Regions from separate parts of the Homo sapiens genome. Here region 2 is linked to region 1. A link is an interaction called in ENCODE POLR2A ChIA-PET data of the cell type or tissue named here. Cell type or tissue: Panc1. All regions are shown on one strand. Each heading gives the region's core, and the rest is flanking DNA. Links, peaks and the distances in the headings are about the cores only.

Region 1 (8,325 bases), core at 1,275-6,274:
GAGGCACAGGGAGGTCACGTCATTCACTCAAGGTCACATTACCAGTAAAGGGTAGTAGAAGTGAGAAAACTGAGGCTCAGAAATGATAAGTAATATACACAACAACATAAACCTACCTCCTTTTACTTGCTAGCAAGAATTAGAGCTGTGTATTCAAACCCAGTTTAAGCTGAATTCATAACCTCTTACTCTTTAAAATAGACACAAGGACCCAGTTTTTACTTGTCAGTTTGGAATATAGATTCTTAGACATAACTAAAGATAATGGTAATCCTTAGAAGGAGTGAGGAGAAAACCCCAATAGAGCTTGTGAAATGACCCAGCTCCTCCAGCATTTCTGTCTTAACTACTGCAATTGGATTTCTGAGATTTAGTCTGGAAATCAGGTTGAAGGAACTGCATTTTGCTTACATGTGTGCTTTAAAAAAAAAAAAAAAAAAAAAGGAACTACATAGGCCGAGTGTGGTGGCTCACACCTGTAATCCCAGCACTTTTGGTGGCTGAGGCAGGTGGATCGCTTGAGCCCACAAGCTCAAGACCACTCTGGGCAATGTGGCAAAACCCCATCTCTCTACAAAAGTACAAAAAATTAGCCAGGCGTGGTGGCTTGCACCTGTAGTCCCAGCTACTCGAGAGACTGAGGTGGGAAGATTACCTCACCAGGGAAGGTCAAGGCAGCAGTGAGCCATGATCACACCACTGCACTCAAGCCTGAGAGAGAGAGAGAGACTCTGTCTCAAAAAAAAAAAAAAAAAGGAATATGTCATTTTGAAAACCTCCTGGTCCTAACTTGACAAACGGTACTTGCTGAGTTCACCGGGTTAACTGGCTTTTGACAGGAGCCCTCGCCTCTTCTTTGGCCAGTTCCACTGCATCAGACCTCTTGGGCTCAGCCAGTGGGTGCTGGTTATCAGTGACCTCTTTTCCATAGGTTTTCATTATTCCAGGTTTTTGCTGGAATGAGAATTACCGACCCTCCCATTTTTCTTCCAATGAGTTTGAGTCTCCTTGTTTCTCACCACACTCAGAACTTTAGAGCTGGTGTCCAACTTGGCCGTTTATAGCCATCAGTGATCTTCTAGACTGAGCTGAATCACAAGACTGACCATGTCCCTCCCCTCCTTTAAACTCTTCAAGGCACCAAGAACGTAGTTAAAAGATAAGGAGAGAACACAGTCACCATATTTATAGCTTAGATAAAGAATCGCATTCAGAACATATAAAGAACTCTTACAAAGCAAACTTTTTTTTTTTTTTGAGGTGGGGTCTCACTCTGTTGCCCAGGCTGGAGTGCAGTGATGTGATCTCAGCTCACTGCAACCTCCACCTCCCAGGTTCAAGCAATTCTCCTGCCTCAGCCTCCCAAGTTGCTGGGATTACAGGCATGCACCACCACACCCAGCTAATTTTTATATTTTTAGTAGAGATGGGGTTTCACCATGTTGGCTAGGCTGGTCCCAGACTCCTGATTTCATGATCCACCTGCCTCGGCCTCCCAAAGTACTGAGATTACAGGCGTAAGCCACTGCACCCGGCACAAAGCAAACATTTTTAAAAAGTCAAAGAAACTAATTTAAAATCCACAAAAGATATGAACAGGAAACCCTTGGAGAAGGAAATCCAACTGATTAATAAATATGAGAAAGCTGTTCAGCCTTGCCAGTGAACGACAATTAGATACCACTCTTTTCTACCTACTGTATTGGTTAAAATTTTTAAAGTTAATCCAATTAAGTGTTGGTGAGTGTCATGGTTTGACTGTCTCCCCCAAAATTCATGTGTTGGAAACTGAGTCCCCAGTGTACCAGTATTGGAGGGTGAGGTCTAATAAGAGCTCATTAGGCCTAATAAGAGACCTAATAATGGACTAATGTCATTATTGCAGGACCGGGTCACTTGTGTAGAGAGTGGGTTATTATAAAAGCTAGCCTAGTTCCTTATGCTTTCTCTCTCATTTACCCTTCCACCTTCCACTGCGGGATAACACGGCACAAAGTCCCTTACCAGATGCCAACACCATGCCAACACCATGCTGGGAAGTCTACTTCCCAGCCTCTAGAACTGTGAGAAAATAAATCTCTTTTCTTTATAAATTACCCAGTCTATCATATTCTGTTATAGCAGCAGAAAATGAACTAAGACAGTAAGAATATGAAGAAATTTTTTTATTTTTATTTTTTTTATTTTGATAAAAATGAGGTTTTGCCTTGTAGCTCAGGCTGGTCTTGAACTCCTGAGCTCAAGTAATCCACCTGCCTCAGCCTCCCAAAGTGCTGGGATTACAGGAGTGAGCCACCACACCCTGCCTGAAGAAATTTTTTTGGTCTCCTAGAAGCCATTCTCTTCTTAGTAAGCAACTAGATTTTCTTTTAGAGAATACCACTCCCCAACTGTGCACAATCTTGACCAAAAAATCAAGGTGCTCTGTCCTCTCATTACAGAGCCCAAAGGGATCCCTGGAAGCCACACCCAGCCTTACTTCTCATCACTGTGACACAAGGTCAACCCTCTGCCAGGACTTTAGTGAAGTTAGACAGGGCCCAAAGCCAAGCTTGGGCTCCACTCATCTGCCAGGAAGCAGGTCTTTGGCCTTTCCCTCCCTCCTCTGAGCTGCCCCATACTCCGCCAATAGCTTTCTTTTATGTTGAAGTTTGCCAGAGTCAGTGTCTGGGGTTTAACCAAAGACTCCTTTCTAACTGCTAGGCACAGTGACCCAGCAAGTCAACATCTCAGAATCTGCCCCAGGGATACACACATGAGCACACATTGCAAGATGCTTGTGGCAGTAATTCTTGTAATGGCAAAAAGAATTGGACACAGACTGTGTCCTACATATATATATGTGTGTGTATATATATGTGTGTATATATGTATATATACATATATGTGTACATATATACACACATATATACACATATACACACATATATATACATATATATACACACACACATATATACATATATATATATAGAGAGAGAGAGAACATTACTCTGTCACCCAGGCTAGAGTGCAGTGGTATGATCTCAGCTCACTACAGCCTTGACCTCCCAGGCTTAAGCGATCCTTCCACCTCAGCCTCCTGAGTCGCTACGACTACAGGCACACACCACTATACCCAGCTAATTTTGTTTTTTAATTTTTGTATAGACAGGGTCTATATATTATGTTGCCCAGGCTGATCTCGAACTCCCGGACTCAAGTGATCCTCCCACCTTGGCCTCCCAAAGTGCCGGATTACAGGCCACCGTGCCTGGCAAAAACAATAAATATATTTTTTAAACTTACAAAACAAAATTATGTCTTTCTAGTACATACCAAAAAGAGGAAGGAGAAAATTCTAGAAAAATTTATACCTCATTGATAACACTTATCATCTAGGAAAGGGATTGGTATTTGAATGAGGGAATAAAAAGGCCTTGAACTTTGTCTGCATTATTTAGATTCATTTACAGTGTGAACAAATTCATGTATTATTCATGTAATAATCTGTAAAAAATTTTGAATCAATATACTTCTTAAATTCTTAATGGCGTCCCATCATCTAGAGTAGGGGTTGGCCAACTATAACCCTGCTTGTCTTTTAAGAAAAGTTTATTTTTAATATGGCCTTGCTCATTCGTTTACATATTGTCAGGGCTGCTCTCGCACAAAATGGCAGGGTGGAGTAGCTGTAAGAGAGACCCTATCAGGCCCTTTAGGGAAAAACTTTGCAGACCGGTTAGCTAGGGCTGTGATTCTCAGCTCTGGTGGGAATTCTAGTAGGCATTCAAATCACCTGAGACGTTAAAAAAAAAAAAAAAAAAAAAAAACTCACGCCCAGGCTCCACCCCCGCAAAGAATGACTTAATTGGTCAGGGGTGAGGCTTGAGCTTTAATTGTTTTTCAAAATGTCCCAGGTGATTTTAATGAGCAGCCAGGCTTGCCTGCTCTGACTTTTAGGATTAATTCCAGACTCCTGAGTGTGGTTTAAAAGGCCCTTCGTAACCTGGCTTGCCCCTCTGGTCTCGTCCTCCCAACCCACGCTCATTTCCTCTGCTCCGAGATACAGAACGCACCAGGCGACACTGTCTTTAAGCTTGGAATGTTCCTCCTTTCCATCTGCCTGGCAAATGTTGAGTCATCCTTTAAGTCTAGGCTGAAGGATGTTCTTCCCTAAGAAGCATTCCAGATTCTTGCTTACATATCACATTTAAAGGTATGTTGTCATTGTGTACCTGTCTGTCTCCCATGGTGAGGGGAGGGAGGAGGCGCTATGTCTTCATGTATCTCTCAGGGCAGGAGCTCAGTGAACATTTGCTGAATCAAATTAAACTTAAAAAAATCTAACTTCAAATGCCCAAAATCCAGCTCCACAGAGACATTTTGAAGTCCTCCTTGTGTCAGGAAAACAAAACAATAACAAAAAAAAAACTGGGTGCATTTACTGTAACAGACTAAATTTTTTTTTTTTTTTTTGAGACAGAATCTTGTCACCCAGGCTGGAGTGCAGTGGCACCATCTGGGCTCACTGCAGCCTCCACTTCCTGGGTTCAAGCGACTCTCGTGCTTCAGCCTCCCAAGTAGCTGGGATTACAGACGTGCACCACCACATCCAGTTAATTTTTGTATTTTTAGTAGAGATGAGGTTTCACCATCTTGGCCAGGCTGGTGTCAAACTCCTGACCTCAAATGATCCACCTGCCTCGGCCTCTCAAAGTGCTGGGGTTACAGGCATGAGCCACCATGCCCGGCCTGTAACACACTAAATGATTTTCAAATCCCCTATTCCGTCACAGAGTAGCCCCAACTCTGTAGCCTAAAGTGTAAGAAAGGGTCTGGAACCATAAACTTTGAAGGAGACAAAAGAGATGTCAAAACTGAGGCTGTCTCCCTCCTTAGGTAAATCCTGAAGGGCACATGAAGAATATCCCATTCTTCATTTGAGAAGATTAAATTCTTGTTTTCTTTCCACTTGGTATTTGCTTTCTAAACTGATTGCATTTGTGATTGTCTAGCTGAGCTCATATCATTTGCTACGCAAATTTTCAAATTGCATTTGCTTCCTTTCTGAGTATGAATTCAAATGGACAAGTTGCCCTTTTCCAAACTAATCCTTAATTAGCTTCTGTCAAGAACCTAAGAGATGCCAGGGCACAGGCACCCTCCAAATCAAAATACATTCTGATTGTCATTGGAGGGAGAAATAGGATAAATGAATGATTAATCGCACTTGCTACGTCAAATCATATGGCAGTTGTTCCAAGTTTCATTTTCAAAAGATTAAAAACAACTTGTTTCAATTCTGTGCTAATTGGCAGGCAAATTTTCTTTCTCGCTTGGTGGCAATGAAATGTGGATATTAAAATGCACAGCTGATTAATTTCTGGGTTTGAATAGAGGAAAAAGGAGACCTTGGTCTACAGTCTTAAGTTTTTAAATATGATGCATTGACATCATGAAGTTGAAAGCAGTGGAAGCTTCTGGAATGCCAGGCCAGAAACAAATCCTGAAAGGAATTATGACCTTGAAGCTTTTATTGAGCACCTACCAGATTGCTGTTACACTGGAGATTTTTAAAAACGAGAATAGTCCTTGCCTTATAGTTGATGATACAGGGCATACAGTAAAATGCTAACTATCTGGTGCCAGAGATTTCCTTGCGGTAAAAGAAAGAGCTGAATGTGCCCTCCATTTCACAGCCTAGTTCCCAAGACAGGCTCTTAGCAGACACTTCCTGGCAGTCCCCCTTGTGTCTGGTCAGCTATTAACCTTAGACCAAAAGAACAAGAATAGCATGCATATCAATTTCTTGTGGCTACTGTAGCAATTACCACAGATTTCATGGCTTAAAACAATGGAAATTTATTTTCTCACAGTTATGGAGACCAGAAATCCCAAATAAATATGACTGGACTGAAACCAAGGCAGTAGCAAGGGCTGCACTCCTTGTGGAGGCTGCAGGAAGAATCTGTTCTTTCCTTCCTCCAGCTGCCAGCTCCCCTTGGATTGTGGCCACAGCATTCCAGACTCTGCCTCTGTGGTCACATCATCTGCGTGTGCCTGTGTGGTGGATGCATATTTCCTCCTGTCTCCCTTTTTTTTTGAGATTCTCACTGTCACCCAGGCTAGAGTGCAGTGGCACCATCTCAGCTCACGCCAACCTCTACCTCTCAGGTTCAAGCAATTCTCCTGCCTCAGCCTCCCAAGTAGCTGGGATTACAAGCACCTGCCACCATGCCTGGCTAATTTTTGTATTTATAGTAGAGACGAGGTTTCATCATGTTGGCCAGACTGGTTTCGAACTCCTGACCTTCAGTGATCCAACTGCCTCAGCCTCCCAAAGTGCTGGGATTACCAGCGTGAGCCTGGCCCGTCTCTCTCTTCTAAAGGTACATGGGGCTGCATTTAGGGCCCACCTGGATAACCCAGGACAACCCCCACATTTTAAGATCCTTAATTTAATCATACCTGCAAAGACCCTGTTTCCATACAAGGTAACATTCACAGGCTCCAGGAATTGGGATGTCTTTTGGGGGACTGTGTTTCAGTCTACTGCAGCATGGATATTTGGTATCCAGTGAACCCGGAATTTCAGTGAAGCCCAGTTTCACCCTTTATTTTAACATTTGCTTCATTTCAGCATCTTTTCTGTCCCTTGCTCTAGCACCAGGAGAGGGTCAGGCCTTGAGTAAAATGCCCTCCAGACTAACAGCTGGGTGGGAAAAGAGGCAACATTCAGAGACTGAAAATCAAGATGACCAGACCTGCCCTGGTGACAGGGGAACCAGGCTCGGCCAGGGGCCCATGATGGGTGCTGGTCCATTCAGTGTCTGCCTGCAGACCCCTGCCTCCGACAAGGCATCAGCCGTGGCCTTGGCTTCCAGGAAAGAAGGTGAGGCACACGGACAAGAAACATGAAATAAGCATTCCGGGAGGGAAACGAGGAAGCCAAAGGGAGCAAGTGACCCGAGTAGGAAGCTCAGTGCCCTGGCCATCAGGGCTTGGTATAGGAACCAGGGAAGAGGGACTTGAAGGGTTAAGAAAGTCTCAGAGCAAAAGTAGCTGCTTGGGGACAATTTCAAGAATGTGATGAGATTAGAGAAACAGGAAATGAAAAGCCCTGCAGGCTGCTTGGGATCCAGAGGCCTCCCTTCCTCCCTCCTCATTCTGTCCCAGAGGAATCAAGTGCAGCAAAATGCAGCAATCACATGAAGCCTGGGGAGGAGCCAGGATCTGCCCAGCAAAGTTATAATTCCACATCAGTAGCTTCCCTGGCAAGTCCTCTGCTGTAGACACACATGGGCCCATTGCACTTTAAGAAAATGCTCTGGGGCGAGGCACGGTGGCTCACACCTGTAATCCCAGCACGCTGGGAGGCCAAGGCAGGCAGATCACCTGAGGTCAGGAGTTCAAGACCAGCCTGGCCAACATGGCAAAACCCCACCTCTACTAGAAAAAATACAAAAATGAGCCAGGTGTGGTTGTGTGTACCTGTAGTCCCAGCTTACTTGGGAGGCTGAGGCAGGAGAATCACTTGAACTGGTGAGGTAGAGGTTGCAGTGACCTGAGACCATGCAACTGCACTCTAGCCTGGCAACAGAATGAGATGCCTCAAAAAAAAAAAAAAAAAAAAAAAAGCTCTGCTACGTCTCAAGGAAAATGAGTCCCTGGACCTACCTGAGACACAGTGCTTTGCTTTCCCGCCTCCTCTCCCCCCTCCCCCCGTTCTGGATGATAAATGCATGCTTTTGATTTTAGGGTGCATTTGAGAGGCTTTAATACACAGTTCTTTGTATTAGTTTGCTAGTGCTGTCTTCAGAATTTTCCATGAACTGGGTGGCTTAAAACAACAGAGATGTATTATCTCACAGTTCTGGGGACTAGAAATCTGAAATCAAGGGCTGAGCAGCATTGGTTCCCTTCGGAGGCTCCAAGGAAGAACCAGTTCCATGCTCTCCTAGCTTCTAGAAGTTGCCAGCAGCCCTAGGCCAGGAGGCATCACCCCAATCTCTTCTCCATCCTTGTGGAATGTTCTCCCTCTGTGTCTGTGTCCAAATTTCCCTCTTATAAGGACACCAATAATGGGATTAGGGCGTACCCTAATCTAGTATTACCTCCTCTTACATATCTGCAAAGACCTTATTTCCAAGTAACTTAACATTCACAAGAACCAGGGGGTTATGGTTTCAACATATCTTTTGGGGAGACACATTCAACCTATAACACTCACCAGGTGGGGATTAGTATCGATTACACTGATATAAAAACCATGCGGGACATTGGATTCGTTCGCTAGGGCTGCCATAATGAAGTACCACAGACGGGGTGGTTTAAACAACAGGA
Region 2 (6,663 bases), core at 1,664-6,663, 130 kb after region 1:
CTCTATGGCTCCTACTGTAGCAGGCCCCGCCGGGCGTGCCTCACAACCCCACTGGCCACCTTCACTAAAGGCTACTGTCACCTATTTAGGGCTAAGAACAAGAACAACCTGCCCTCCACAGCTGATTAGACCAGGCCCAGTGAGATTTTTGGCCTTGAGAACTGCAAGTAGGACAGAGGACTACAGGTGATGTCCACTAGTATTTAAAATGAGGACATGGAGACACAGGAGCTGTGGAACAGCATTGTTTGCCCATGTGTATAGGAAAGAAGTTCTACTAAGGGGGAAGCAAAAGAGACAACCAAGGGCATGTGGTCCTCAAAAGAATGCGGAGTAAGCTTAGTGCAAGATGACGCTTGAGTTCTTGATGTCAGGTCCTCCTGACAGCTGCTAACCCTGGGCCTCAGAATGAGCTGCCTTTCTTACTGCATAGCTTGATCATGTCCTACAAATCATGCAAACTCTAAACAATCTAGTCTTTCAGAGCCTTCTCGTATGAACTTTGCCAGGCAAGGAGCTACTGCCTCTCCCAATGCACACCCCTCACCTCAGCCACCTGGGCCACGGGGGCCCTTAGTCACCACTCCACGTGAAGGCTGGGTGAAGTTGGCTCCACTTCAGGCTGCAGTTATCCAGTGATCACTGGAACTGGTAGCTCATATGGTCTTCATTCATTCACCAACTCACTCATTCATTCCATGGTAGTCCTTCAGGGGGGCCTCTCCTATCAGCACCACAGATCACAGATCTTTCGGACTGCCGACTCCTGCCATCATGCACTTGTGCATGGCCATCTGTCCTGCATCTGTATGTGTTCCCGTCCTTGCCTATTTCACCGGACTTGTGCCCATCATCTTTGGCCTTCTGATGTCCTCTGAAGGTCTACCTGCCCAGTGGTTTTTTTTCGTTTTGTTTTTTTTGTTTTTTGAGATGGAGTCTTGCTCTGTCGCCCAGGCTGGAGTGCAGTGGCTCAATCTCAGCTCACTGCAACTCCTGCCTCCCAGGTTCAAGTGATTCTCCTGACTCAGCCTCCCGAGTAGCTGGGAATACAGGTGCATGCCACCACACCTAGCTACTTTTTGTCATTTTAGTAGAGACTGGGTTTCACCATGTTGGCCAGACTGGTCTCGAACTCCTGACCTCTATTGATCTGCCCACCTCAGCCTCCCAAAGTGCTGGGATTACAGGTGTGAGCCACCATGCCCAGCCAACCTGCCCAGTCTCTGACTCTTTAACTTACCCTGACTCTTGGCATGCTATGGCAACATTCTGCCCTAGCTACATTCTAAACTCACCCCCCAACTGTGACTAACTTCCATAGTTCCACTTCCTTAATCCAGGGCTGGCCCCACAGCCTTGACCATCCTTAGGACACACCCAACCTTGTCCCTATTCTTCCAAACCCCACTCCACTCCCCTTCCAACAATCTGTGATTCCATAAGGGCCACACTCACAGGCCCAGAGCCGATACTGTCACCATGCCAGGCACAGGATTCTGCACAGCACAGGGAGTTGACAGACTTAGCCAACGATTAATAAATCCAATTCAATGTGCCAGATTCATATAACACAGAACTCTCAGTGCCCAGATGTCCAGTAAGATCTAAATTTCAACTAGAATTTCTGTGAAATGGCAGACTTTCTTGTAGAGAGATGGGGAAGTTAAAACTGAACTCATGCAACAGACATTTATTTATTGCTATAGCTGATTTAATCAATGTGCCTTCCCAAAGTAAAATAAACCCACTAAGTAAAATTCTCCAGTCTCTTACATAAGAGTTTAAACATATAACACAGTGAACTCCTTCCTGCAACTCAATCTCCTGTTTGGTCCAGGCCCCAAGGCAACCTTCCCCAGGACAGCTTCACCCAAGGACCCAATGGAGGCTGTCTCCATCACGTGCTGGAGAGGTGATGTGACTAGCCGTTTTCCAACACTGCTACATGAAGTGGCTCTTCTAACCCCCATTCTAAGGAAAACTCCCAAGTCACCTCTATTCCTCATCAGGCAAGGGGGCAGAAACGGTGGCAAGCTAACTGCCTTCAGTCCGCATCTCTCACTGGATACTGAATCCGTGAACCAAACACAGTCACTTTTCTTTTCTGCTTTTTTTTTTTCTCGAGACAAGGTCTCACTCTGTTGCCCAGGCTGAAGTGCAGTAGTGTGATCCTAGCTCACTGCAGCCTCTAACTCCTGGGCTCAAGTGATCCTCTTGCCTCAGTCTCCTAAGTAGCTAGGACTACGGGTGCACACCACCACAGCCAGCTAATTTTATTTCTTGTAGAGACGGGGTTTACCATGTTGCCCAGGCTGGTCTCAAACTCTTGGCCTCAAGTGATCTTCCCACCTCAGCCTCAGCCTCCCGAAGTGCTGGGATTACAGGCGTGAGCCATTGCACTAGGCCCAAAGTCACTTGTCTGTGCTGACCTAAGGCCTGACAGTCTTCATGAAGTCATAACAGGCACCTTTGCCCCATCTCCTGGATGCAATCACAATATTAAAATTCTTTTCCATCTGATCCGACTACAAGTGTCAAAGGGATCACAATATCAAAGGTGGAGTAATGCAGAAATGTAGGGAGAGGAATAAACCCCGGATCCATTCAGATCCTGAGTACTCAGAAATTAGCATTCATGCCAGAACTGGGCATCTGTGATCAAAAAAAACAGTCCTGGCCCCCATGTCTGCTCCCTGCTAGCATCACATGCCAAGCTAGAGGGTAAGTCCCTGTGGTGTCAGGGAAGGCCTGGAGAATCTTATCGCTTTGGAAGCAGAGAGGAAGCAGGTCCGAGACCAAGGGAGGAGCAGAGAGCCTTGCTACTCAGAGCGTGACAGGCCATGAACCAGCAGGGTCAATGGCACCAGGAGGCTACTTAGAAATGCAGTCTTGGGCCCATCCCAGCCCTACAGAATCATTATCTGTATTTTAACAAGATCCCCAAGTGAGGCTGGGCGCGGTGGCTCACGCCTGTAATCCCAGCACTTTGGGAGGCCGAGGCAGGCGGATCACGAGGTCAGGAGATCGAGACCATCCTGGCTAACACGGTGAAACCCCGTCTCTACTAAAAAATACAAAAAAAATAGCCGGGCATGGTGGCGGGGGCCTGTAGTCCCAGCTACTCGGGAGGCTGAGGCAGGAGAATGGCATGAACCCGGGAGGCAGAGCTTGCAGTGAGTCGAGATCGCGCCACTGCACTCCAGCCTGGGCGACAGAGCGAGACTCTGTCTCAAAAAAAAAAAAAAAAAAAGATCCCCAAGTGATTTGTATGCAAACTAAAGTGTGAGAAATACACTCTAGACGACAAGGGCTCCCGAGAGGTACGGAACACCAGCAGCAAACTGGAGCTTTTACACGGAAAAGATGTACAAAGTGGTAGAAACAGAAAAGAATTTCAAAGCTGGCCAGACCCTGGTTCAAATCTAGGGTCGATCACCTACTAGTGGAGCATTCTTCAGCTGGTCACTCAAGCTGTGAGTCTCAACAGGAATGTGAAGTATAACCTTACAGGGGACAGTAAGTATAAGGCATCCAGCACACAGCAAACCTGTGATTAATACTGGTTCCCTTTCCATAATGAAGCAAACACCAACCCAGTGTGGCTGTGTAGACCTGTGATGGAGACAGGTGAATTAGGAACACCTGAGAGAGAAAAAGGGGCCAAACTAGCACTATCTTTGTTAACAGAAGGAGAGACTCAATGTTATCAACAAATATGAATACTGCAGGGCACCAGAAAAATTTCATTGCTAAATTTATTTGAATGTCCACCCACCATTCCAGAACAGCATTGTCCAAGGGAAGTATAACAAAAGCCACATATCTAGTTTTACATTTTCTAGCAGTCATATTTTAAAAATAGGAAAAAAAGGACTTGGCACAGTGGCTCATGCCCATAATCCCAACACTTTGGGAGCCTGAGTGGGAAAGATCACTTGAGTCCAGAAGTTTGAGACCAGCCTGGGCAACACAGCAAGACACTCATCTCCAGGAAAAAAAAGTTTTAATTTTTTGAAAAAGAGAAAAAAAGGGGGGGGAAAGGTGAAATAGCCAAAATGTTATGAATTCAACATGTAATCAATATAAAAAACAAGATATTCTGTTTTTTTTCATTACATCTTCAAAACCTGATATGTATCTTATACTTACAGCTTATTTCAATTAGGATTTGCCATATTTCAAGTGCTCAGTAGTCATATGTGGCTAGTGGCTACCACACTACTGAACAGAGTAGTTCCAGAAATAAAATAATTATTCATAGATCCTTCTCCACTCACCCTTCTATCACCCCCAAATCCCAGTGTGCAGAATATAAGTATCTAGGCATGGTCAAACAAACATGGGAAGCGAAGTGCCGGGGGAAAGGGTCAGAATATAGGCTTTTGCTAACCTGGCATATTTTCACCATCAAGTTTTGTTTTGTTTTAAACTTTGGTCAACGTAAATTGCACCCACAGACAACCTAAAGTACAGCCACTCAGTGGAAAATTTTTCCAGAAGCAAAAAAATGTTCAAGTACTAGATTACAAATACAAAATTCAGGCCAGACGCAGTGGCTCACGCCTGTAATCCCAGCACTGTAGGAGGCCAAGGCGGGTGGATCGCCTGAGGTCAGGAGTTCAAGACCAGCCTGACATGGTGAAACCCAGTCTCTACTAAAAAAACAAAAATTAGTTGTGCATGGTGGTGGGCGCCTGTAACCCCAGCTACACAGGAGGCTGAGGCAGAAGAATCGCTTGAACCTGGGAGGCAGGGGTTGCGATGAGGCGAGATCGCGCCATTGCACTCCAACCTGGGCAACAAGAGCAAAACTATCTCTCAAAAAAAATAATAGAATAAAATATAAATAAATAAATACAAAATTCAGACAAGATTCTCCAACCACAAATGAAAGTAGAGCCAAGTAGGAACAAATACACTACCCTTGTGTCTACTTCACCCACTTTTAACCTGATATAGGGCAGCTGTAACTAAAACTCTAGCGACAAGGAGGAGACACACAGTCTGTTTTCATGGTCAAAAACAAATATACTTGCCAATGAGGTAAGGCAGGACAGGAGACAATACCCTCCAAGAAAGAAAAAAAAAGTCCTGGGACTAAGGCTACTCTCCCAAAACAGAGACCAAAGACCACAAAACAACAGCTAAGATTGTAGGAAGGGCTCACCACATATTCTGCTAAACACTTTATATATGCATTTAATCCTCCTAACAACCCTCAGGAAACGTATGGTTTAGAATTTACATAACCTGTTCAAGGTCCCGCAGCTAGTAAGTGGCAAAACACAGGTTTACATCACTGACAGGCAATCAGGTTTATATCATTGAGAGCTGGGCAAAGGCAAGTGAAAATCTCCGTGGCCTTTATCACTCAGATTTCACCAGAACACAAAGTAAAATCAGTTTTCAAATTACCTCTCCCATTCTTGCTAGGTTAAATCAGCAAAACTGGCCAGGTGCAGTGGCTCACCCCTGTAATTTAGGAGGCCGAGGTGGGTGGATCACCTGAGGTCAGGAGATAGAGACATGGTGTTACCCCGTCTCTACTAAAACTACAAAAAATTAATGAGCCAGGCATGGTGGCAGGCGCCTTTAATACCAGCTATTTGGGAGGCTGAGGCAGGAGAACTGCTTGAACCCAGGAGGCAGAGGTTGCAGTGAGCCAAGATTGCGCCATTGCACTCCAGTATGGGCGACAGAGCAAGACTTCATCCCAGAAAAAACAAAAAAAAAAATCAGCAAAATCATCAAAGACCAGCTTCTCAACAAGTACCTCGGTAAAGCTTAACTTAATCAAATCGTGTTTTCAGGTTCACATAAAGATTATAAATAGGAGGAGGATTAAATACCATCAAAACATAGTTGGGTGCAGTGGCTCATGCCTCTGATCTCAGCACTTTGGGAGGTCAAGGAAGGCAGATCACTTGAGCACAGGTGTTTGAGACCAGCCTGGGCAACATAGAGAGATCCCTTCTCTACAAAAAATAAACAAAATTAGCCGGGCGTGGTGGCATGTGCCTGTGGTCCCACCTACTCAGGAGGCTGAGGTGGGAGGCCAAGGTAGGAGGATCACTTGAGCCCTGGGGGTTAAGGCTGCAGTGAGCAAAGATCGCAGCACTGCACTCCAGTCTGGGTGACACAGTGAGACCCTGCCTCAAAAAAATAAAACATAAGATAAATTTTAGGCCGGGTGTGTTGGCTCACGCCTGTAATCCCAACACTTTGGGAGGCCAAGGTGGGCAGACCACAGGGTCAGGAGATTGAGACCATCCTGGCTAACATGGTGAAACCCCATCTCTACTAAAAATACAAAAATTAGCCGGGCGTGGTGGCACATGCCTGTAATCCCAGCTACTCAGGAGGCTGAGGCAGGAGGATCGCTTGAACCCGGAAGGCGGAGGTTGCAGTGAGCCGAGATCACGCCACTGTACTCCAGCCTGAGCGACACAGCAAAACTCGGTCTCAAAAAAAAAAAAAAAAAAAGATAAATGTTGGAAGGCAGAGAGAAGGTAATGATGAATGCGGTCTTGGGCTAGGACTATAGTGCTGGGTTCCAGTTCTAAACCTGCTATTGGTTACCTGATGGCCCCACCCTCCAATGTGGGCTCACTGTAGAAAATGAGATAACTACAAATGTGTGAAGTACTTCCAGCTATGGGGTCC

What was found. Peaks named below come from ENCODE experiments on the same cell type or tissue, not always from the same donor. Only the 100,000 strongest peaks of a DNase experiment are listed, where the experiment ranks them.
Region 2: POLR2A ChIA-PET joins it to region 1 with 17 read pairs; 4 of 35 experiments call an interaction of 5 or more read pairs at or near these places.

What each region holds. Positions count from the first base shown.
Region 1 is chr18:59,004,266-59,012,590 of GRCh38, reverse strand. It overlaps the pseudogene OACYLP. Among named protein-coding and RNA genes, the nearest start is that of SEC11C, 130 kb to the left of the region's middle. In Panc1, for the core only: no CTCF peak of the experiment used is centred there; no DNase peak of the experiment used is centred there; H3K27ac peaks cover 3,976 bases.
Region 2 is chr18:58,872,519-58,879,181 of GRCh38, reverse strand. The region is part of intron 2 of ZNF532 (zinc finger protein 532); the gene reads right to left. Among named protein-coding and RNA genes, the nearest start is that of ZNF532, 11 kb to the right of the region's middle. In Panc1, for the core only: no CTCF peak of the experiment used is centred there; no DNase peak of the experiment used is centred there; H3K27ac peaks cover 923 bases.